Linked DNA regions of Homo sapiens: all the other regions are linked to region 3. Evidence: read pairs that join two places in POLR2A ChIA-PET (ENCODE). Cell type or tissue: PC-9. All regions are shown on one strand. Each heading gives the region's core, and the rest is flanking DNA. Links, peaks and the distances in the headings are about the cores only.

Region 1 (7,898 bases), core at 1,762-5,761, 250 kb before region 3:
CTCCCCTCACACAAACACTTTTAAAACCTGGAGATAGAATAGTAACGCATATTAAATACAGATACAGAGTGATAACATTCTGATCACTACTGCACCTTATTACCTAAGTATAATATTCTTTCATTTTTATGATATCTTTGGAGGAAGAGATAGCTTATTCTTTTAACTATCAAAACGTTGTCCACTTCAGTGGGTTCTTTTTTTCTTTTAAGCTATTTTCTTTATTTTGAGACTAAGTCTCACTCTGTCACCCAGGCTGGAGTGCAGTGGCATGATCTTGGCTCACTACAACCTCCGCCTCCTGGGTTCAAGCGATTCTCCTGCCTCAGCCTCCTGAGTAGCTGGGATTACAGTGCCACCATGCCTGGCCAACTTCTGTATTTTTAGTAGAGATGGGGTTTCGTCATGTTGGCCAGGCTGGTCTTGAACTCCTGGCCTCAAGTGATCCTCCCACCTTGGCCTCCCAAAGTGGTAGGATTATAGGCATAAGTCACCAAGCTCAGCCAATTTTTTAATTTAAAAAAGTATCTTTAGAGACAGGGTCTCATTCTGTTGCCCAGGCTGGAGTACAGTGGCACAATCATAGCTCACTGCAGCCTTGAAATCCTGGGCTTAAGCAATCCTCCCACCTTAGCCTCCTGAGTAGCTGAGACTACAGGCTCTCACCACTATGCCCAGCTAACTTTTTGTTTCTTGTATTTTTTGTAGAGACAGGGTCTCACTATATTGACCAGGCTAATCTCAAACTCCTGGCCTCAAATGATCCTTCCACCTTGGCCTCCCAAAGTGTTGGGATTACAGGTATGAGCCACTGTGCTTTGACTCTAGTTTAGACTGGAGTATATAACAGGTATGTAACAGGATTTGTTCTTTTTGTATTCTCAGTGTTATAATGGAAGTGGAAGGTAGAGATGTTTTAAATTAGATGTGGGAGAACTACAGTGGATTCAAAGCTATATGAAACTGACTAAGGCCCAGAAAGTTTATCTGGCTGCCTATTTGTATTAGGTTAGACTACAGGTCTGGTGGCTGGGACTGGTGGCTCATGCCTGTAATCCCAGCGCTTTGGGAGGCCGAGGCAGGAGGATCAGTTGAGCCCAGGATTTCGAGGCTGCAGTGAGCTATGATGGCATCATGGCACTCTAGCCTGGGCACCAGAGTGAGACACTGTCTCAAAAGCAAAAACAAAAAACTCCAGAAGTTTGGGTCGCAGGGAGAAATTACTATTTGCCTGTATCCTCCCTGAAATAACCTCTCTTGAACATTAATTAGAAGACAGTTCACTGATGTGATTAAAAGATGCCAGGAAGTAGCCACCCTAAAACATAATTAACATAAAATAACCACATTTGGAAATTTCATTTTGAAGTAAGGGCAGTAGTAAGAAATGCTTTTAGAAAGGGACAGGAAAATTTTAAAGGAAATTGGAGGAATAAGAATTTGTCATTACATGACAAACTTCCTTATTAGGCTGCAAATCTCCCGATAAAGATTCTTTTAAATCTTTGTATCTCCCACCCCAATATGTAGCACAATCTTTTGTGTATAATAAGCAATGGAAAAAAATTATTTTTGTAGAATCACTGATTCTCAGGAATTGACCAAAGAAAGAATGCTCTAATCCTAGATGAGCATTTTAGAAACAAAACTAAACAACAATGACAGAAATACAGAAATAGCACTCAAAGACTGAATGGCAATTCATCGAGAAACCAAAACTTGACAGAAATATCCCTTAAATAACATTCAATCTCATTCCCTTTGTTCTAATCCTGTCCCTACCCAGCAGCCTTCAGATCTGTAATTTGGTTTTCTAAGTGAACACACCCATCAAGGAGGGCCCAAGTGGACCACCAGTGATAGCTCTCTGGTCAGGATCTCTTTTGTTCCAAATGTAGAAACCTGCTTTGGCTTTACTGAGAAAGGAGATGTGCACTTGTTTAGGTATGAGTCACCCTCCAGAGCAAACTGAGTACCTACCCTGTGGGAAGACACCCACTGGGCTACATACCAAAGATACAGAAATGAATCAAACGGAACCCCTGGGTCTTACTTGAAACTGTGGCTACAAAATCCTTGTAAAAATTTTGAGTCACTTCGAATACATATCCTTAGGCTTTCCTGGATGACAAGAATGTGCGTCGTCTTCTAAAAGTTTTACCTATTCTGCCATTTTCCCATAGTTTAGCCCCCAGTGTTAGTCCAAATTACACTACCTCCCATGATCAAAGGCATTTTAGTGTTAGTTAGAGTCAATTTTATCAAGCCTTTCTTAGAGCTCTTAAATCATATATTTTGAAGAAAATAATTTCAATTTAAACAAGAAGGCAGAGGGAGCCTAAAAATGCAGCTAGCAATTAATTTTACAAAACCTCCCAGCTGGTAAAGTACTTGAGAGACAAAATAGCATGCAATTATTCTTAAAGAGTTTTATGCTAATTTTATTTCGAACCCTCAGTCAAAAAACCAAAAACACATCCTTAAACAATATCAAAGATCTAACGTGGTTTGGAAGGCCAGTAAAAAGGTAGCATAATGGGATTTTAGAAAGCTTCCATCTCATCAGGTGCTCACAACTTTTAGTCTACTTCTAAGACTAACTTGTAATTTTAAAAAATAAACATAAATGCTGATGACTATTCAATCTAATTTTCTACATCGGAGAAAAGTAGTTTCGTTTTACAAACTGGCTAAATGATAGTCTTTGAGTCATGTTTTCCTTATGTGTAAAATAAAATAGCTGAGGTACCTGAATGATTTCCAAATAACCCAAAATGAATTTTGGATAATTTTTTGTTATTCAAAAGCAAAATGAGAATAAGAATAATGTGGCAAGGTTTTTCAAAAAGACAATTTAATTTTTTGAAATCATAAGACTATGTCCTTATTTGTGGTTACAGTGTCCACTTTAAAAACAGAGCATTGGAATTAGAATGTTGCTGTTCAGTATGTTTGATGGTGAATTTCTCCTATTCTGAGTTTTGACATAAACATGAGAACTTAATAATAAACTGACCCAAAATAACATACCTAGATTGGAAGTCGTTTTAACAACTGGAAACTAAAATCACAACCACCAGGAATGATGGCAGTCCTTTATTTTCTCATTCATGCTGCCAATACTCTGCAACACCTTTTTGGCTCACTTGCCATTTTCTCATTAACTATACATTGGTATGGAGTGGGAAAAGCTCTGTGTTTTGAAGACTCTTCTGTTTCAGCATCATAGTTTCCAACCAGCTGATAAAGCAGACATAAATTACCATACTGCCTATATTGTGCAGTGCAGTTTCAATGCCAGCACTTCTCAACCTTTTGGTTTAGAAAATATGGTCAGTATGGCTGGACATTAAGGAGAAGCTGGATAAAGGAAACTCTACCTTATCACTGAACACAATTCTGGCAGAAAGTAAAGGGCTAAATTTGAGTAAATTGACAAAGCGTTTTTTTTTAAAAGAAGAAAATTATGATACTTAAAAAAAAATCACTACGCAGCTCCCAGTGCTGCACCAGACAGGCCCATTTTTCATATTGGCCACTGACTGAATTCATAAGAAAAGAATCAACTGTTAAAAGGACTGTTTCCTTTCTCTCTCTCTCTCTCTCTCTCTCTCTCTCTCTCTCTCTCTCTGATGACACGTGTAGGTTCACATCTGCATTTTGTTTTAAAGGAAATCTCATTATTCTCTTTTACCAAGTATTATTTTAAATACTATTTAACTCCCCCGCCGCCCTCCCCTAAGTAAACCTTAAAGTAAATAAACTTATTACACAGCCATGTTCCTGCAGAAGTTTGAATCACACCAAGAATGCATATCCTTAAAAGGAAATGTTTTCCCTCCCCTTGCATCCTGTTATTTAAGCTATTTTAAGTACTTGTCTGGAGAAAGCTAAGCCAGAATCCAAGTGGTTTTGATTTTAGCTGCTGTTTTACACTGCCCATGTCCAGGTGGTACGTGCTGCAATCTATCACTTCAAAAGCGTCTTTTGGGGTGCTACTTTGTCTCATAAATTTGACAGTAAGAAAGACTAGGATTTTCTTTGACGCTCGGGTTGTGTGTGTATGCGTGTGTGTGTGTGTGTGTTGCTTTAAACATCCTTGAATCTGTCTAAATCTGGTGTCTTTCTTTATGAAGAGGTCACATATTGTGTGCCCTCATCTGGAATACACATGCGACCTCTCTATTAGCCCACTCAGGACAGTGCTCATTAGGACTTAAAGAAGAAAGCCTAGCAAGTGCAGATGCATATCCTTTTGGAAAAGCTGGATTTAAAAGTTCAATTTGGTTTGACCAACATATTCTACAAATTTTCTGCACTAAAGAAATGACAAAAGGAATCTATTTATCTAACAATAATGGGTTTACACACATACACAATCCTGAATGCCCATGAAAGCTCACAAAATACTGACTTAAAAGACTCGGTCAAAAGACTTGGGCAGAAGAATTTAAACTATATTCCATCCCAAGATCTAAGCAGTGAAATCAAGCTTTCATTAGGCATTAAATCCTTAGAAAAGGCAGCTGCTAAACATCTCCAGATGCTTAGCTAAACATGGGGTTTGCTTCTCACAGCTTATACCTTTTGAGGTAGCTCACTGCAGCAAATATAAGAGGCAGTTTAATGAGTTCCAGCTAAGGGTAGACTGGAGGTTGCTGCTTTAGAATTCACTGTACTAGTGGATTTCCAAAGATGGAGGTCAAGTACAGCAGAAGGCTGGACAAGTTTAGAGGGTGAGACCAGGCAATCAAAAATGTTTATCAGTCCTTTTCTGACTCAAAATTTCCAGCAGTTTGGCCATCATTTTTCCCCTGCTGCAACTCTCGTTTTAAAAATACATGTGTGTAGGCCAGGCGCGGTGGCTCACGTCTGTAATCCCAGCACTTTGGGAGGCCGAGACGGGCGGATCACGAGGTCAGGAGATCGAGACCATCCTGGCTAACACGGTGAAACTCCGTCTCCACTAAAAATACAAAAAAAAAAATTAGCCGGGCGTGGTGGCAGGCGCCTGTAGTCTGCCACCTGGCTGAGGCAGGAGAATGGCGTGAACCCGGGAGGCGGAGCTTGCAGTGGCCGAGATCGCGCCACTGCACTCCAGCCTGGGTGACAGAGCGAGACTCCGTCTCAAAAAAAATAAATAAACAAAAAATAATTAAAAATAAAAATAAAAAAATAAAAAAATTCAAAGCAGGCTTCACTTAAAAAAATAAGATTTTCTCTTTACATTTAAAATATATCCCACTACATAAAATCCATTTACAGTTGGCTTGCTGATTTTCAGGAACGCATCTAGTGCATGAAGCAAAATATACCTGGCTGGCCAGGTACCATGGCTCAAGCCTGTAATCCCAGCATTTTAGGAGGCCGAGGTGGGAGGATCACTTGAGCCCAGGAGTCTCAAAATAAAAATAAAAATAAAAATAAAAATTGCTTTTACCCATGCACCCACACATGTGTACTCCTAACTAGCTTCCACACCTTTGAAACATGGTTTTCCGACTATCCCGAGACCTCCACTTCTAATAATCCATATATAATTAACCAGATGGCACAATGAAAGAGCACTGATTAGTTTCATTTTTTTTAGACGGGCTATAGTTTTGTTTTTGTTTTAAGGCATAATTAAACAAATATGCACTGGTGTTCTTTTATTGAATACTGAAAGTAAATTAAACTAAAGCACTGTTTTTTTTTGTGGCATCATCCTGATGTGGTTTTTATATACTAGCGAATATCAAGTAATTTGAAACAACTCAACTTCCTAGGATGAGAGAAGTCTGGTATAGCTACAATCACCACAACCAATTTTTTTTTGCTTAGTTTGGTGGGAAACCTCAAAGGAATACACCCATACTATTCCTAGTCATTTAAGAAACCCATTATTCTTTTATTTCAAAAGTGCTGAATTCATGTTTAAAAAACCTCAGTAGTGAGTGCTCAGGAGGGAAAAAAGGCAAGGCAAGGTAAGTGTTTGCAGTACTAAAGCAACTCTGCAAAGGTTTACATTACATGAATTTTTCTTTATGACAAGTAATCATCCAAATGACCACTAGTTTCCATAGCAAGATTAAAGGCTTAGAATGTAAAAGACAGTTTCTAGATGGTAAAATATTAATACCTAAGTGTTTTGAAAGGTTTTATTTATTCTTCTTTAGAAATAGTTATGTATTACAGCATTTAAATTAAATTTGAAACATCATGAAGTACAAAAACTGATAACTAACGTTTCTGCTACTGGGAAGCACTGGAAACAATTGTTGAGAAAATTAAAATAATTACATGAGCTTGGAGCTTAAAACTAAGCAGGTGCAGAAAGTGAGTGAAAAGAGAACTTTAAATTCTAATACTCAATTTATTGCTAGTAAAGAGAGTTTCAAAGCACTATTAATTGATTGAACAAAACCTATGATTAGCAGTAATTACAGAGATTTTCTCCACACGCTATGATTTTGCTGAATTTCTAAGGAGATAATCAAGGCTATTATTGTTAATAGATGGGGAAAATCATCTAATGATTTCCATATTTTGTCGCAATTGAACTGAGACAAAGTAGTCTTTCCTATTCTCTGCCAACCCACCCCCACAAAAAGGAAAAACTGTCCTTCACAGGATAATAAGTTATAGAGCTTGTTTTTAAAATAAAGTGTCCCTGAATTAGAAAAAAAATTCTATAACACCTTTGACGGTTGCCTGAGGGTTCTGTAAGTAACAACAACTTAAAACTACAAAGATTTTTTAAAGAAAATCGAAAGACTCGGCTGGGTCCTTAAATGAGTTTCTAAAAGATGGAGTGTACACACAAGCTTTTATTATGCTGAAAAATATATATAAATTTTATATGCTACAATTTAATGGCAAAAACCTTTAATAATAAATTCCACTGTAATGAAAATCTTCACAACAAAGGCCCTCTGAATGTATGGTTGATAATGACAAAAATCCCAGTACATCAAAAGGCTATGTATATAGTTCCTTGGGTTTCAATCAATGAAATATTTACTGAGAACCTAACATGTGTGCAACACTATGCTAGATACTGAGTGGAGACTACAAAAGAATAATATTCACAATAGGCAGAAATTCTGGATTCCAGAATTCTTTACAGCATATATAGTAATAAGAGCCTGAGTATGTTAGGAACATATGCCTGGCAGGGGCTTTGGCAAACTGTACGCCTATCTTAAACTCTACTTAAACAATAGCTCCACAATGACCTTTTCTTGCAGTCAAACTTCTCATTGATCCCTTACTTAATACAATTTAACTCCTTCCTCTATGAAGATAATTGGTCAATCCTCTTTATGTCATTAAGCTTTTAAGGGACAATGAAGTTCTTTTACTCGTCAAATGTATTCCAAGTCTCATCAGGTAAACAATATCTGAATTAACTTTAATTTTTAAGGAATATTGCACGTAATTATTTCCAAGATGCTGCACATGAGGACAAGACCTGTATTCAGCATTTACTTGAGGAGATGAGTACTTAATAAGGCATGGTGCCTACTCTGAAATTCTATTCATAAATAACAAATTAAGCTGCTGCTAATGCTGAAAGATGAATATTAATTTTAAAAAAGGTTCAAAAATGCACTCCTAAAACAATTATAAGACTATTTTGACTGAATGAGAGTCATTTTGAAAAAAAAAAACTCTTGCAGCCAAGAATTCACTTGCTGTTATATATTAAACTATGTAGCATTTTTCTTACAGTAAGTGGTATCCATGGCAAGGTAATTAACTGCTATTTTTATACACACACACACACGCGCGTGCGCGCGATCATGTTAGATTCAGGAATATTCAGTTTTTTCTAGTTAAAATTTTGATGGGATTATGAATGGTCACTCTGGCTGGGGTCATTATTCTTCCCAAGGTACACTGCTACTACTGAATGC
Region 2 (7,898 bases), core at 1,762-5,761, 210 kb before region 3:
TTTGACATAACTTCTGACACAATATTCTTAGCATATATAGTCAGTTCATGACTCCACTAGAGTGTTTGATCTGGGTGAAAGTTATTTTTTTCTGTTCAATACCAAAATAAAAAGGAGTTGTCATAAAGGAAAATTTCAGGGCTGAAACACATCAATGTATGATGATTTAGGTATCTGTTATTAGAAATATTTTTTACTTGTTCAAGTGACACTTCTCCCCAAACATTCACATGGATACTCCTTGATTTCCTTCATATCTTGCCTGAAATATCTCCCTCTCAGTAATGCCTTCTGTGACCACATATTTTGAAATGGCAATACCCTTCTTCCCACTTCCTATACCATTAATCTTACTTTTTCTCCATAACACATTAGCATATAATATATAAAATCATTGTTTATTTTCTATCTCTCCCCTAGTAGGATGTAAGCTTCATAAAGACGGTGATTTTTGTCTGTTTCATTGACGGCTGTAATCCCCAGTGCCTAGAATAGTATCTGACATATATAAGGTGCTCGGTAAGTACTTGAATAAGTCAATGAATAGATGAATGAAATGGACATTTTTTTTTCTAGGCAAGGAGTAATACAGAGAGGAAACACTGACTCTGAGAATGATAAAATCCAGTTTAGAAGAAATCAGGAGTGGGCCAGGCATGGTGGTTTACTCCTGTAATCCCAGCACTTTTAGAGGCCGAGGCGGGAGGATCAGTTTAGGTCAGGAGTTCCAGATCAGCCTGGCCAACATGGCGAAACCCCATCTCTACAAAAAACACAAAAATTATCCAGACGTGGTGGTGCACGCCTGTAATCCCAGCTACTTGGGGAGCTGAGGCACGAGAACTGCTTGAACCTGGGAGGCAGAGGCTGCAGTGAGCCGAGATCACGGGACTACTCTCCAGCCTGGGCAACAGAGCAAGATTCCGTCTCAATTAAAAAAAAAATCAGGAGTGATAAACCCTATAATGTATATTCAATATACTGGAATTAGAGTTTTCAAAAACTTTTGGATATATTACATACAATATAGGAAACTCTTTATGATCAGTGTTTAGGATTGAAGTTTTGTCAGCATGTGACTACTCTGGGTTGAATATGACCTAGAAAAATAGCTTACCACTGTAAAGCTATTGCTAATGCATTTCCATTAGCTAGGGAAGAGCTTGTCAGACTCAAAGCAAGTTGCTTTAGTCATGGGTGATATGAGTTTCAGAGAGTTCATGGTAACTTTATTGAGATAGCATTTGTCATTTTATTAATCTCTGAAAGAAATTAAGTGTAGATACAAACTGATTCAGGGAAGAGGCACTGCTACTAAACAAAGTTGACCCTGGACATGGAGTTTAAATATATAGTGAGAAGAATGATGGATCAGTTCCATTACTACAATCTGGGTCTCCAGTGATGGCGACCTGATCCTCCACCATTGTCCTGGAGCACTCTATGCTGAGGCAAGCCAAAATCAGACTTCAGTTGCCTCCTTTGTAAAAATCAGTAGGTGGATTAGACTCAGCTCTTCAAACGATGGCACACTGTTTTATTTATGTTAGTGTGCCAGGCACATTGTTAATAATTAGCAAAGGCCTATTAAATACGCAGGAAGTTCTAAATGGGACTCCAGAAAGTTGCACCTTTTTTTTGACTTAACTCCAGCCCACCTTTCTCAGGGAAGCCTATCCTTTCCTAAAGGATCTGCAAGGTTCCGCCTGCCCATAAGAGTAAGGAGACTGGATCCCAAAAATTTCGCTGTGGGTTGAATCTGGAAAATAATGACAGAGTAAAGTTCTATGAGTCATTAGCTGTTTTGATCTGGTGAATCTGGGGTCAAGGGTGCTTAAAAGAATAATCTGAAATTGCAGGATATTATTTTATTTTATTTTTTTGAGACAGGATCTCTCTCACCCAAGCTGAAATACAGAGGCGTGATCACGGGATCAAGCAACCCTCCCACCTCAGCCTCCTGAGTAGCTGGGACTATAGGCGCACGCCACCATGCCTGGCTAATTTTGTTTTATTTTTAGTAGAGATGAGGTCTCGCTATGTTGCCCAGGCTGGTGTCAAACTCCTGAGCTCAAGTGATTCTCCTGTCTCGGCCTCCTAAAGTGCTGGGATTACAGGCATGAGCCGTCATTTCCGGCCTGGTGATTCTTTTAATCATCTTTTTATATTCCTTCATTCTCATATTCACCCCAAAAGGTCAAAAGATAAAGACTCCCTCAAACTTACTGTCAAAATACCTAAACGTAAAACACTAATGTCTTCTTAAAAATATTAAGTGTTAGAGGCTAATTTACTTATCATTATGGCCCTTTGTGAGTTTTGAATTTTGTTCTATATGGATATATTTCACACTTGAATAGTACATTTAAAAGTAAATATATTAGCTGTGCTCAATAATGCTTTTGGTTGATTGAACCCATTGCATTTCAAAGCATTTATCATGTACTTTTGTACTCCTTAATACTGCTTGCCTTTGCTCCTTAGTGTTCAAAAAATGTGATTAAACAAAACTGTGCTAAATGTTTATTATACAATAAGTTTTAGAAAAGATGATTATACAGCATTTACAGGCTTTCTATTATTCCAGTATAAATACTACTAAGGAAAACGTTATTGAGAACAAGTCGATGATAAGCCAATAAGCATCAGGAAACAAGAAAAAAAATAGCTAAACTTAGATAGAGGCCAGGCGCGGTGGCTCACGCCTGTAATCCCAGTACTTTGGGAGGCCGAGGCGGGTGGATCACGAGGTCAGGAGATTGAGACCATCCTGGCTAACACGGTGAAACCCCGTCTCTACTAAAAATACAAAAAATTAGCCAGGTGTGGTGGCGGGCGCCTGTAGTCCCAGCTACTTGGGAGGCTGAGGCAGGAGAATGGCGTGAACCCGGGAGGCGGAGCTTGCAGTGAGCCGAGATGGTGCCACTGCACTCCAGCCTGGGCAGCAGAGCCAGACTCCGTCTCAAGGAACAAAAAATAACAAAAAAACTTAGATGGAAAAATCGGTAGTGCTTAATCAAAGCAAGGATTTATATTAAGAGCAGAGTGGTAATAAGTGAAATGTTATCTTGTCAGCACCACCTCTAACTCATTAGGGGACTCATGGATAGACACTTAATGTTTGCATGTCCCATTATTTATGATAGCCATAGTGTAGAAACAACCCCAAATATCCATCGATGGACAAATGGATAAACAAAATATGGTGTACAATGAAATATTATCCAGCCATAAAAAGGAATAGAGTACTGATACTTGCTACAAGGTGTGTGAACCTTGAAAATGTTAGGCTAAGTGAAAGAAACTAGTCACAAAATACCACCTATTATATGACTCCATTTATATGTAATGTCCAGAACAGGGAACTCAATGGAGACAGGAAATAGTTCAGTGGTTGCTTAGGGTTGCAGGGGTAGAGTGCTGTGGAAGGTGATAGCTAAAGTGTATGGGGTTTCTTTCTGAGGTGATGAAAATGTTTGAAAATTGACTGGTGAAGGTTGCATGTTATCTGTGAATATACTAAAATCTATAAAAATAGATGGTATGGGGCCGGGCGCGGTGGCTCACGCCTATAATCCCAGTACTTTGGGAAGCCGAGGTGGGCGGATTACCTGAGGTCGGGAGTCTGAGACCAGCCTGACCAACATAGAGAAACCCTGTCTCTACTAAAAATACAAAATTAGCCAGGTGTGGTGGCACATGCCTGTAATCCCAGCTACTAGGGAGGCTGAGGCAGGAGAATCGCTTGAATCTGGGAGGCGGAGGTTACGGTGAGCCGAGATCGTGCCATTGCACTCCAGCCTGGGCAACAAGAGCGAAACTCTGTCTCAAAAAAAAAAAAAGTATGATATTATGTCTCAATAAAGCTGGCATAAAAGTCAAAATATTAATATGTCCCAATTTCTTCTTTGACTCTACAGTTTAGCAGTTCTCACAATGAAAACACTATCGATAACATTCACTCATAATATTCACTGAAAACAACTAAAACCTAAAGGAAAAATAAACTAAGGAAGCCATTTGTTTAGTCTTCTTACAGGCTCCCATCATTATGTATTTTATGCAATGTAATTCATAAATCACTGATTTCCTGATTAGATTTTCCCAATTCAATCGTTATCAGCAAGGAGCATTTATGGCCATCCATGTTTCACTCTTTCAAATATAAATATCAAGACCCGTTGTGTGCCAGGTGAACTGTGAAAGGAACTAGGAAAATGGGGCTTTTTCTCAGGGCTTATTTCCTTTCTCCCTAAAAGTACAGCTCTTTCCCATGGTACATGGCAGAAATTTATTGCTGCTCTTGAAGAAAACCATATACAGTGGTCACAGTACATGGCTTTGATGCTATCCCACCAAATGAAACAACTGTTAGATTTGAAATCCTACGTATTCCTGCTCAATTTGAATTCTGTGACAATGGGACAGGCAAGGTGGCTCATGCCTGTAATCCCAGCACTTTGCGAGGTCGAGGTGGGCAGATCGCTTGAGGCCAGGAGTTCGAGACCAGCCTGGTCAACACAGTGAAAACCCATCTCTACTAAAAAATACAAAAATTAGCCAGGCATGGTGGTGTGCACCATAATCCCAGGCACTTAAGAGGCTGAGGCGGGAGAATTGCTTGAACCTGGGACGCGGAGGTTGCAGTGAGCCGAAATCATGCCACTGCACTCCAGTCTGGGCAACAGAGCGATACTCCATCTCAAAAAATAAAAAAATAAAGTCTGTGGCCAGAAGTTCAAGGCAGGAAATTAAGGTGTCAGCTATACCTGTAGTTGCTTGCTATTATCCACGAGTCAAAATAAAACTTAACGGAATACTTTACTACAGAAAGTATAAGAGCTGCATGTGCAAGTAATGGTGAATAGATGTTTTTGGGGACTTCTGCATACATGAATATTTCCACAGCTGCAGAATCAACTACTGCAGAAGTACATGCTGGGCGCAACATCTACAATTTAGTAAAGCTGGAAAGAATTTTATTTTTGTAAAAACTAAATGGGGTGTGGCTCGTTTTCTTGCCAAAGGGCTATTTTATTCCAAGACACTGGTGTCTGCTGACCTTCATTTGTAGGCTGAGCAATGTTCTATTTAAGTAACATTAACTCATAGTGGGCTCTTTTTTGGTATGCAATAATTATTGCAAAGAAATAACAATGTTTAAATGAGATTTGTTCTTAGTTTAGATTTGATTATATTGGGTTATAAGTGAATTTCTTTGTTCACACAAGGTTTATATTTAGAAATTATTTTATGCTGAGAAAAAAGGCTGTATTTAAATTCATTTTCTTTTTTTTTCCTTTCTTTCTTTTTTCTTTTTTTTTTTTTTTTTGAGACGGAGTCTCACTCTTGTCACCCAGGCTGGAGTGCAATGGCGCAATCCCGGCTCACTGCAACCTCTGCCTCCCAGGTCCAAGCAATTCTCTCACCTCAGCCTCCCAAGTAGCTGGGATTACTTGCGCTTGCCACCACACTTGGCTAATTTTTGTATTTTTAGTAGAGACGGGGTTTCACCATGTTGGCCAGGCTGGTCTCGAACTCCTGACCACAGGTATCCACTTGCCTCGGCCTCCCTAATTGCTGGGATTACTGGCATGAACCACCGGGCACGGTCTAAATTCATTTTCTACATTTATGAATATTTTTAGGTTTCATGAGAACCAAGATTATTTTTGTGTCTTTCTGTTCTACTAGACTGGAGGAGTATCTTATCCGTCTTTGTAGCCCTAGCACCTAACAGTCTGCATTAAACTTATGGTAGTTGAATGAATAATGAAACCATTCCACAAATAGACTAATTAAGCAATTGTGCATGTTAGTATATTTGGTTAACTATTACTTCATCTGTAGTTTGTACCATCTTAATATATACTTAAGAACTTTGGGCACGTTTAAAAGTTTCCTTGAGTTTTACATCTATTTACCAATGGTCTATAAGCCTTCTTTTATACAACACTTACAGTTTCTAGATACTTATTAACCTTCCCTTCATTTTTACACAAATCTCTGCTTAGAGAATTTTTCCCCTTCTGCTAGCACCTACTAGATATATTCTAGTTTGCTTTTTTAAAATTTATTTTCTATTTTTATTTTTTAAAAAATAGAGACAGGGTCTTGATATCTTACCCAGGTTGGTTCTGAATTCCTGGGCTCAAGCAATCCTCCTGCCTCAGCCTCCCAAAGTGCTTAGATTACAGATGTGAGCCACCATGCCCAGCCACTAGTTTGCTTTTTATCTGAGTGTCAACTAAAGCTGGAACACCTTGTTTGAGGATAAAATACTGAATGCATGGGTTGGCTTATATTTTTAAACATGTAAATCTATCAATATTACTTTTCTGTTAGTTACACTTAATGATAATTTGGCTCTATTTGCTTTTTAATTACCACAGGACAAAATATAAAATTGTAATTATTCATACCCACTTGTAAAAATGATTCAACTGTAGCTTTACAATGGAGACCCACAAACTGCTCAGAATATTTTCTGAATGTGTCAATAGCCTTCATCATTTCCTGGTTTTTGCTTTTGAAAATTTCCACTAGATAAAATAATGGGCATCATAAGTATGTTTTAGATTCAGCCATTTTTAAAGGCTACATGTCATCATGAAAACATATTGGTTTACTTTATAACCCTCTGCCATCCTCAGCATTTTAAGTTTTCAATAATATATTTTCTCTTTGCCCCTACTTTTTTTTCCTCCTCCACAAGTCAGGTATCAACACTACCTATTACCTTTCATTCTGATTTAAGCTGTATTTGTTAGCGGCCTTGAGTTTATAACGGTGTCTGTAATTTACTGAGCCATGTTTCCAATTTTCCTTTGAAGGTGAGTTCTTGTTTCTTTCCTTTTCCTTTTCCTCTTTCCTTTTCTCTTTCTCTCTTTCTTTTTCTTTTTTTTTTTTTTCCAGAGTCTTGCTCTGTCACCCAGGCTGGAGGGAAGTGGCACGATCTTGGCTCACTGCAGCCTCCGCCTCCCAGACTCGAGGGATTCTTGTGCCTCAGCCTTCCAAGTAGCTGGGTACATAGGCATGGGCCAACACGCCTGGCTAATTTTTGTATATTTAGTAGAGACAGAGTTTTGCTATGTTGGCCAGGCTGGTTTCGAACTCCTGAGCTGAAGTGATTTGCCCGCCTTGGCCTCCCAAAGTGTTGGGATTACACGCGTAAACCACTGTGACGGGTCTTGGCTAGTTCTCCACATATCCTCACAAAAGAATAAATTAAATGGCAGGGTTCAGTGGCTCACGCCTGTAATCCCAACACTTTGGGAGGCCGAGGTGGGTGGTCATGAGGTTAGGAGATCAAGACCATCCTGGCTAACACAGTGAAACCCCGTCTCTACTAAAAATACAAAAAATTAGCAGGGCATGGTGGTGGGCACCTGTAGTCCCTGCTACTCGGGAGGCTGAGGCAGGAGAATCGCATGAACCCGGAGGCGGAGGTTGCAGTGAGCTGAGATCGCGCCACTGCACTCCAGCCTGGACGACACAGTGAGACTCCGTTTCAAAAAAAAAAAAAAAAAAAGAATAAATTAAACGATAAACAGGTTTCTGAGCTAAGCGAAGAAGCTTCTTCAACCTGAAACATGGCTAGAATCCTTCACATTCACAATGAAAAACAATAAAAGGAGTGTTTTTCCAATACCATTAAATAAAACACAAAAAACCCCACTAATTTCTAAAATCTTGCCAGCCTGGGCAACATGGGGAAATCCCATCTCTACTAAAAAACAAACTACAAAAAAAAGTTAGCCAGGCATGGTAGTACACGCCTGTAATCCCAGCTACTCGGGAGGCTGAGGCACGGAGATCGCTTGAGCCCCGGGAAGTCAAGGTTGCAGTGAGCTGAGATCGCACAGTTGCACTCCAGCCTGGGCGACAAAGCAAGACTC
Region 3 (7,898 bases), core at 1,243-5,242:
TCCTTTTCTGGAAATAGCTATGATAAACAGCTCATGAGACAATATAAGCCATCATCTGTAAACTTGTGGCTTTTGAGAAAAAAAACATAATGGTGGAATTTAAATTCTACCCTGTCTTTTTCCACTTACCAGCAACTGGGGGTTGCCCAGCAGGAGAAATGAGATCATTTCCCTCTGAGTGGCTAGCCGAGCTTGCCCACATTCATTCTTCTTCCCACGTTGTGTTTTAGCAGGCATCAACACGTCAGCAACTTCTGAAATGTGCCAGATCTGGGGAAGCAGGGCATTGTCACTACTGCACGAAAGAACTCCCCACCTCTGCAGTGGACCCACACCAGCCACATTTTCTCTTGTTTTCTCGTCAAATGGTGGTAGGAGGTCAAAGCGGACCCTCTGGTTTACTGCCTGACACACTGCTTGGCTAACCTTTGGAGCCTATAGTCCACCAGCCAGCCTTCCTGATGTCATTTGATACACTCCATTTCTTCTCTGCATTCTTTTCAAACACCCCTTTCCTTGATTCTGCTTCTCAGGTGGCTATGAGGCTAGAAAGGCTGGTGATCTATGGAAGGGAGAAGAGGGTGCTGTCCACCAAGCACCCTAAGACATGAAGTCATTATCATTGTGATACCAGAAATGCTACTCTAAACTTTTCAGCTTCTCAGACTTAATAAACAGTTGTCTCTTTTTAAAAATGAAAAGCATTTTCATTGTTTCATATATTACTTGTGTAACATAGGAATACATTCTCATCGTGAAAATTAACATGCCAAACTGTCTAGAGTTAATGGGAGTCTCCTTTCATTCTCACCCCTGCATCCCGATCTAAGTCTCTTTCCCAGAAGGAACTGCTGTCAACTCTTCCATATATAACCTTTCAGATCTTTTTATTCTTAGTTATATACATATTTGCACATAAACTGTATGCAACAAATACATAACTCTTGGAATCCTCATTAGAAGTCTACTTGATGTAACTGCTTTCCTCTACCACTTTATCTCACCCAGCTCCAGCAGTAAGCCATACAGCTGAGTTCAGGAGAAGGTGAATGAATGGTTGTACTAGTAGGCATGTGTCTGGATATCTATGTCAGGCTACAGTCCAAGACCAAAGACTATTGTTTCTGGATTATCCATTAAACATATTATCTGCTTCTTTCTTTCCAACAGTATATGCTAAGCTCTTCTGTGTCTTTTGCACTTAAGAACGAATGGAGAATCTGGAAATAGGTTTGCAGCACTGAGCCAATTAACTGGGGCAGTGTTCAGTACAGGCAGGTTGGACACACATTGATTTATTTTTAGTTGTAAGGGCCATTTGGGCCCTTCTGAGATTCAAAAGGAGGAGTGGTAGAGTTGAGTCTAGAATCCAGGTTTCTTTTTCTGAGAGAGAGGCTTGCTCTGTTTCCCAGGCTGGAGTGCAGTGGTGCAGTCATGGCTCACTGAAGCCTTGACCTCCTGGGCTTAAGCGATCCTCCCACCTCAGCCTCCCAAGTAGCTGGGACTACAGATGTGCACCAGCACGGCCGGCTAATTTTTGTATTTTTTCTAGAGACCGGGTCTCACCATGTTGCCCAGGCTGGTCTCAAACTCCTGGCCTCAAGCAATCCTCCCGCCTCAGCCTCCCAAAGTGCTCAGATTACAGGCGTGAGCCACCATGACCGGCTTAGAATCCAGGTTTCTTGAATCCCAGTTTATGTTGTTGCCATGTAACCACCTTGACCCACTTAAATTAGTTTTGTCTTCATCACAATATTAAGAGGAGCTTTCTATAATCTGAATGTGTCCCTGAAAATTCATGTGTTCAAGACTTCACCCTCAATGCAACAGTATTGCTAATTGGGTGGGGCCTTTTGGGAGCTGTTTATGTCTTGAGGGCTCTGCCCTCACGAATGGATTATAAAACATTATAAAATGACTCGACAGAGGGAGTTTGGTCCCCTTTTTGGCTCTTCTGTTTTTTCCACCATGTGAAGACACAGCGTTGCTCCCCGCTGGAGGATGCAGCAACAAGGCAACCTCTTGGAAGTGAAGATAAGGCCCTCACCAGACATGGAACCTGTCAGTGCCTTGATCTTAGACTCCCAGCCTCCAGTACTGTGAGAAATAAATTTCTGTTCTTTATAAATTATCCAGTCTGTGGTATTTTATTTTAGCAGTGTAAACGGACTAAGAGAGAGGGCAAGTAGAGGGAGATAAGGGTATTTAAGACCTAAATGGAAGGGAAAGACACCACCAAAAAAAGACAGAGTGGGAGGGCAGCCAGAGGCTTCTAATACTAGCTCCTTCAGAGTTCCACATGGGGCCAGCCTCACCCTCTGGACCACGTTCAGATTCTCACCTTAACATCTGAAGCCCTGCATCAACAGTTTGTCTAACCTATTCAACCCTTCTGGCTGATGACTTTAAATGTGTATCTCTTATCCCAGATAACTCTTGCCAGTCACCTGTCTCTAGTTACCGGATTTTTTTTTTTTTTTTTTGGTTGTCAACTCAAATCCAAAATCATCATCTTACCACCCTCCAAATGCACCCCCACCACAAAAAAAAAATTGAATTCTCTTAATAGCTATGTTTGAAAACTCTGGACCATAAATGAGATTTTTAAAATTTACCCCCCCCCAGTATCTGGCCAGACCCCAAGTTCTGTCCATTTTCCCACATGAAAAGTTTCTGTTATCTGCACTTCTTCTTCATCCTCGTTGCCATTGCTCTCATCCTGGTCCATATGACCTGGATTACTGCCACATCCTTCTCACTGGCTTCCCTGTCTCCATTCTCACTGCTCTCAAATCCAGCTCTGCTTATTCTCATCAGACACAGCTTCATTAGCCTCCCTTTTCTTTGTTGTTGTTCTCCAGCTAAAAAAATGTAAATGATTCTCTAGTTCTTGCCATATTTAATCTGTCAAGTCAAGTGGAAGAGGGTATCAGCTTACTCTGTGTTATTCTCAATGGCAGAACTAAAGCCAATAGGCAAAAGTTACAGAAGAGCTGAAGTTTACTTCAGCTGATCAAAGAAAATTCCTCTGAACAACAAGAGCTGTTGCACAAGGAAGCAGCCTGCTCAAATACTGAGCTTCCTGCCCTTGGGGAGATATATTATCAGGAGCTGGGAACTACCTGTCAAGATTGTTGTAAAAAGGATTCATATTTTTAGGAGGTAGGAAAACACTGATGACATTAAAGATGATGATAGCCAACCATTTTTGAACATTGGCTCCATGCCAGGCACTCTCCTTGCTGTTGTTAGTGTTACCTCATTTATTCTCATATCAACTCTGTAGTAGACACCCTTTTTATCCCCACTTTACAGTTGGGTCTACTATAGTGATTAAGTGCATAGACTCTGGAGTAAGACCACAGTTCAAGTTAGCTCTGCCACTTACTGGATGAATGAATTTAAACAAGATTCATAACCTATTTGACCTTAGTCTCCTCGTATTTACAATAGAGGGAATAACAGTACTTGCTTCACTGGCATGTTGTGAGGATTATGTTGTAAGATAACCTACGTAAAGCACTACTTGGCTCACAGTAAATATTCAATGATCATTATTAATCTTGTCTTCATTAGATTATATGTTACTTGGGGAAAGTGGCTCCATTTCTTCTATTTTCCTCATCTCAGCTGGCTCAAACTGGCCATGCAGTAAATCTTCCTTCAATATGTACTTATGATCAATGATGGTAGTGAATACTCCCCAAAGCTTCTCCATGAGACTTAATGCCTTGTTTCACCACCAATGATGTATTCCCATTGACCTTCTTTCTCAGTCAACCCAAGGTCAGGCCCTCCCTGCCTGCTTTGTGTGTGTGCATGAACTCCACTTACCATTTCATCAGTAAGTAGCCGATCATGATGATTTTTAAGGTTCAGAGTCCTTGTATTTTCTAATCACTAACCCCAGTTACTAAACAAATGAAAATACCTTTGCCGACAACCTTCCCAAACTGTGAACCAGACTTCCATTATACTAATATCCTGCCATACTGCATACCTTCCTTTCATATTGAACCTCATAAGTTCTGTTCACAGCTTATAGATCTCAAAACATTTCCTTAGTACAGCTCATCTTTTGCTTTGTTTGAGGAAGTTGCATGAAATAACCTGACAAAGAGATAACTGTCTATTGGGAAGCTCTTTTTTTTAGAGCCCTTTGATATCATTCTCATTTTGGTTTATAAGCTTTACATGAAAGGAGTGGGGAGGGGAGACTTTCCTTTTCAGCACGAATAAATTAGTAGCTGTCCTAGAGATTATGCTTCTGAAGCCAGGTGCCGCCACTTAGCTTAATGTTTCATGATGTGTCACCCAGCAAATTATGAGTTGTTTGAATTGATTTTCTCCAAACAGCTGAGCTACAGCAGCTTTTGTTCTATTGATGTTTGCTTCAATTTCTGAATGTGTATTGCTTCCAGACAGAAAAAAAAAAAAACATTGCATGTCTTATAAAGAAATGTCATTAACTCACAGAGCCTAGTCTATGATTAGAAGGTTTGAGGGGGGTATGCTTTTTTCATACAACGGAGCTACTCTTGATGGTTTAAACTCTTTTGCCAGTTCCTAACTCCTTTCTACGTCCTTTGAATATGCCATATCATTATCCTCACATCTGTAAAACCAGGTTGTATTGAGTTTCAAAATTAAGGATTTATTTTTTCATTCAATCATACCCATAATGACTGACCATTTACTCTGTGCCTCAGTTAAGCCTTTTGAGACATAGAAGCAGCATGGATACTGGATCTGGCTCTCAATGAGTTTCTAATCTTTCTGGGGATTCAGGATAAATATTTATGAAACAATTCAAGAGCACCATAGGCCATCACCATAGTACATTCTAATATATGTGCTATACTTAAACAAAAGCCCTCAAAATAACGATGGTCTTTAGGGGTTGCTCACCCTGCTGGGGAAAGGAGGAACTGAAGTGAAGTGAAGGGGGCTCTTTTCCTTCCCTAAGAGCACTGGGGCTGCTCTGGGCCAGCTAAGCCATCTGTCTCTCTGCCAGTGCTTGTTCATTTATGTGGTTAAGAGAAGCCACAGGCATTCTCATCTAGAAATTGCACATTAACCTTCACCCCCTCCTCCACCCTGTGTCCGGAATTGGTTCCTTTGGGTGGGTTCTTGGTCTCGCTGACTTCAAGAATGAAGCCGCGGACCCTCGTGGTGAGTGTTACAGTTCTTAAAGATAGTGTGTCCGGAGTTTGTTCCTTCAGATGTGTCCACAGTTTCTTCCTTCCAGTGGGTTCGTGGTCTCGCTGGACTTCAGGAGTGAAGCCGCAGACCTTCGCAGTGAGTGTTACAGCTCTTAAAGGTGACACGTCCGGAGTTGTTCATTCCTCCCAGTGGGTTCGTGGTCTCGCTGACTTCAGGGGTGAAGCCACAGACCTTCACAGTGAGTGTTACAGCTCCTAAAGGTAGTGCAGACCCAAACAGTGAGCAGCAGCAAGATTTACTGTGAAGAGAGAAAGAACGAAGCTTCCACAGCGTGGAAGGCGACCCAAGAGGGTTGCCAGCTGCTGGCTCGGGTTGCCAGCTTTTATTCCCTTATTTGGCCCCGCCCACATCCTGCTGATTGGCCCATTTTACAGAGTGCTGATTGGTCCGTTTTTACAGAGTGCTGATTGGTGCATTTACAAACCTTTAGCTAGACACAGAGTGCTGATTGCTGCGTTTTTACAGAGTGCTGATTGGTGCGTTTACAATCATTTAGCTAGACAGAAAAGTTCTCCAAGTTCTCCCACCCGACTCAGAAAGTCCAGCTGGCTTCACCTCTCAACCCCACATACAAACACACACATACACACACCTATATGGGCATTGGAGCTTATGAGTGTGCATTTTTCTTCTATTATTTCTTGACTTGTTTGGCCGATTCTCGATTGGAGTGTTAAGATTTGGGATTGGGTTTTGGGATAGAAAGAGAAGTAAGATGGCCTTTTGCCCTCCTTTTTATTGTATCGTTGCCTTTTTTTTTTTTTTTTTCAGGAAAAGGTAAGCTTTATGTCACAGCAATCTCAAAACGGAGCAGTCATTAGCACCATATCTACAAACTGGTAGAAAATAATAAACACTTCTACATACATATTTGATAATATATCAGAGGAAGTCACATCAATTCCTGTTATTCCTGCCACTCCTTGCTCAACATCCTTTCCTGTTTGAAGCTGAAAAGATAGACTTGAAGATGCTTATGCTTTTTACTCAAACATGCACCAATTTCAGGAAAGGGGGCATCTGGTGGCAATTATTTTAGGGGATCGGCTAAATTATTAAATGTCTTCATTAGTAAGACAGTTAATTTTGTAGCTTTCCTGATTTTTTTTCTCACATTTTTATTATTTTTATTTTTTATTTTTTTGTTTTTGAGAGAGAGTCTCACTCTGTCACCCAGGCTGGAGTGCAGTGGCACGGTCTCCACTCACTGCAACCTCTGCCTCCAAGGTTCAAACGATTGTCCTGCCTCAGCCTCCTGAGTAGCTGGGATTACAGGTGCCCGCCACCAAGCCCGGCTAATTTTTTGTATTTTTAGTAGAGATGGGGTTTCACCATGTTGGCTAGGCTTGTCTCGAACTCCTGACCTTGTGATCTGCCAGCCTCAGCCTCCCAAAGTGCTGGGATTACAGGCGTGAGCCACTGCACCCAGCGTTTTCTCACATTTTTAAACAGGCTGCAGAAGTTTCTCATGTCGAAAGTAATGTAGTTGATATATATAAAAAAATAAAGCGCTGCCTCCATTACTTAAGAGGCAGATACTTTCAATCACCATTCACAATAGCCAGTTGGAAGGATCAATCCACTGTTTTTGGAAACACTGGCTGGGTGGCTATCTATACACCAAGAAAGTGGGATGTCTGGGCAGCACATGCCAGTACGAGGTGCATTGGGCAGCCGAGCACTTGTTTTATTACTTGTTGGTCTATCTTAGTTCACAATATAGAGCTGCTAGAGTCTTCAGGTTGTCTTCCCCCTTGCCCTGAAACCACTCTGGCAGGAATGCCATGTCATCTCCAGGGCAGTCTGGTGATTTAAGCATTACTGGGTCCTCTGGTGAAATATCATTCAATGCCATATTAATAAATGCCAAATCCTCAACAGATAATGAATCTTAAGGGATGTAGGGAAGAAATATCAGTGAGGATTGGAATGAGTCAGCAAAGGCTGCTTGGAAGAGAAGATGAGGTTTTAAAGTGTCAATAGGATTTGGCTGGACAGAGAAGTTGGGCAGGGCAGTCTGCAGATCTACAAGAATGGGTCAATGTGTTTGGTAATGTCAAAATCCATACTTATTGCTAGGATACTAGAGACTTGGGACTCCTATCTTTGTTGGTATTGAAGGCAAGCCAAAGAAACTGAAGACATGTGTTTTCCACAGCCGAATTTTAACTTATTACTAATGAAGTCTATGCAGACAGAAGTGACAGCATTTGTGATAAAGAGAATAATGCTCAGGGTCTCAGCTTAAGGTTATGCAGGCTGCATCCTGCACAGAGGCTCTGAGTGCATGGGTAGAGGTGGGGAAATACTACTGGCACAGGCATTTCCAGAAGCTGTGTCTCTCTGTAATTGATCCGATTACAGGGGACCTTTTTTTCCCCCCAATTCATCTGCCTGCAGGAAATGCCATTTTATAATTTGCCAGAAGGCACTGTATGTGCCAGTAGTGGCCCTGGCACTGATATATTCTTGTAGAATATGGCTTTGGAAGAGATTCATCTTGCCTGCTATCTTTAGGCGGAAAAATCATCAGCAATTTTCTTCCCTATTAAAACTTTTTTGTAGACGATCATGTGGCTTTGTTGGACAATACATTTTAGCTTCTTATTTTTCTCCTCTTTTCATTCTGTTGGGGATAATAATGAAAACAATAATAACTAAACGTATGTCTTACT

What was found. Peaks named below come from ENCODE experiments on the same cell type or tissue, not always from the same donor. Only the 100,000 strongest peaks of a DNase experiment are listed, where the experiment ranks them.
Region 1: POLR2A ChIA-PET joins it to region 3 with 5 read pairs; 2 of 35 experiments call an interaction of 5 or more read pairs at or near these places.
Region 2: POLR2A ChIA-PET joins it to region 3 with 7 read pairs; 3 of 35 experiments call an interaction of 5 or more read pairs at or near these places.

Annotation. Positions count from the first base shown.
Region 1 is chrX:115,611,221-115,619,118 of GRCh38, reverse strand. All of the region lies in intron 2 of PLS3 (plastin 3), which reads right to left. Among named protein-coding and RNA genes, the nearest start is that of PLS3-AS1, 52 kb to the right of the region's middle. In PC-9, for the core only: a CTCF peak has its summit at 3,589; DNase peaks (open chromatin) are centred at 2,008 and 3,788; H3K4me3 peaks cover 852 bases; H3K27ac peaks cover 2,515 bases.
Region 2 is chrX:115,570,528-115,578,425 of GRCh38, reverse strand. All of the region lies in intron 1 of PLS3 (plastin 3), which reads right to left. Among named protein-coding and RNA genes, the nearest start is that of PLS3-AS1, 12 kb to the right of the region's middle. In PC-9, for the core only: no CTCF peak of the experiment used is centred there; no DNase peak of the experiment used is centred there.
Region 3 is chrX:115,359,958-115,367,855 of GRCh38, reverse strand. LOC107985681 (a long non-coding RNA gene) reads right to left here. Exons shown (of 3, transcript XR_001755944.2): 2 at 130-270. Among named protein-coding and RNA genes, the nearest start is that of LUZP4, 74 kb to the right of the region's middle. In PC-9, for the core only: no CTCF peak of the experiment used is centred there; a DNase peak (open chromatin) is centred at 3,005.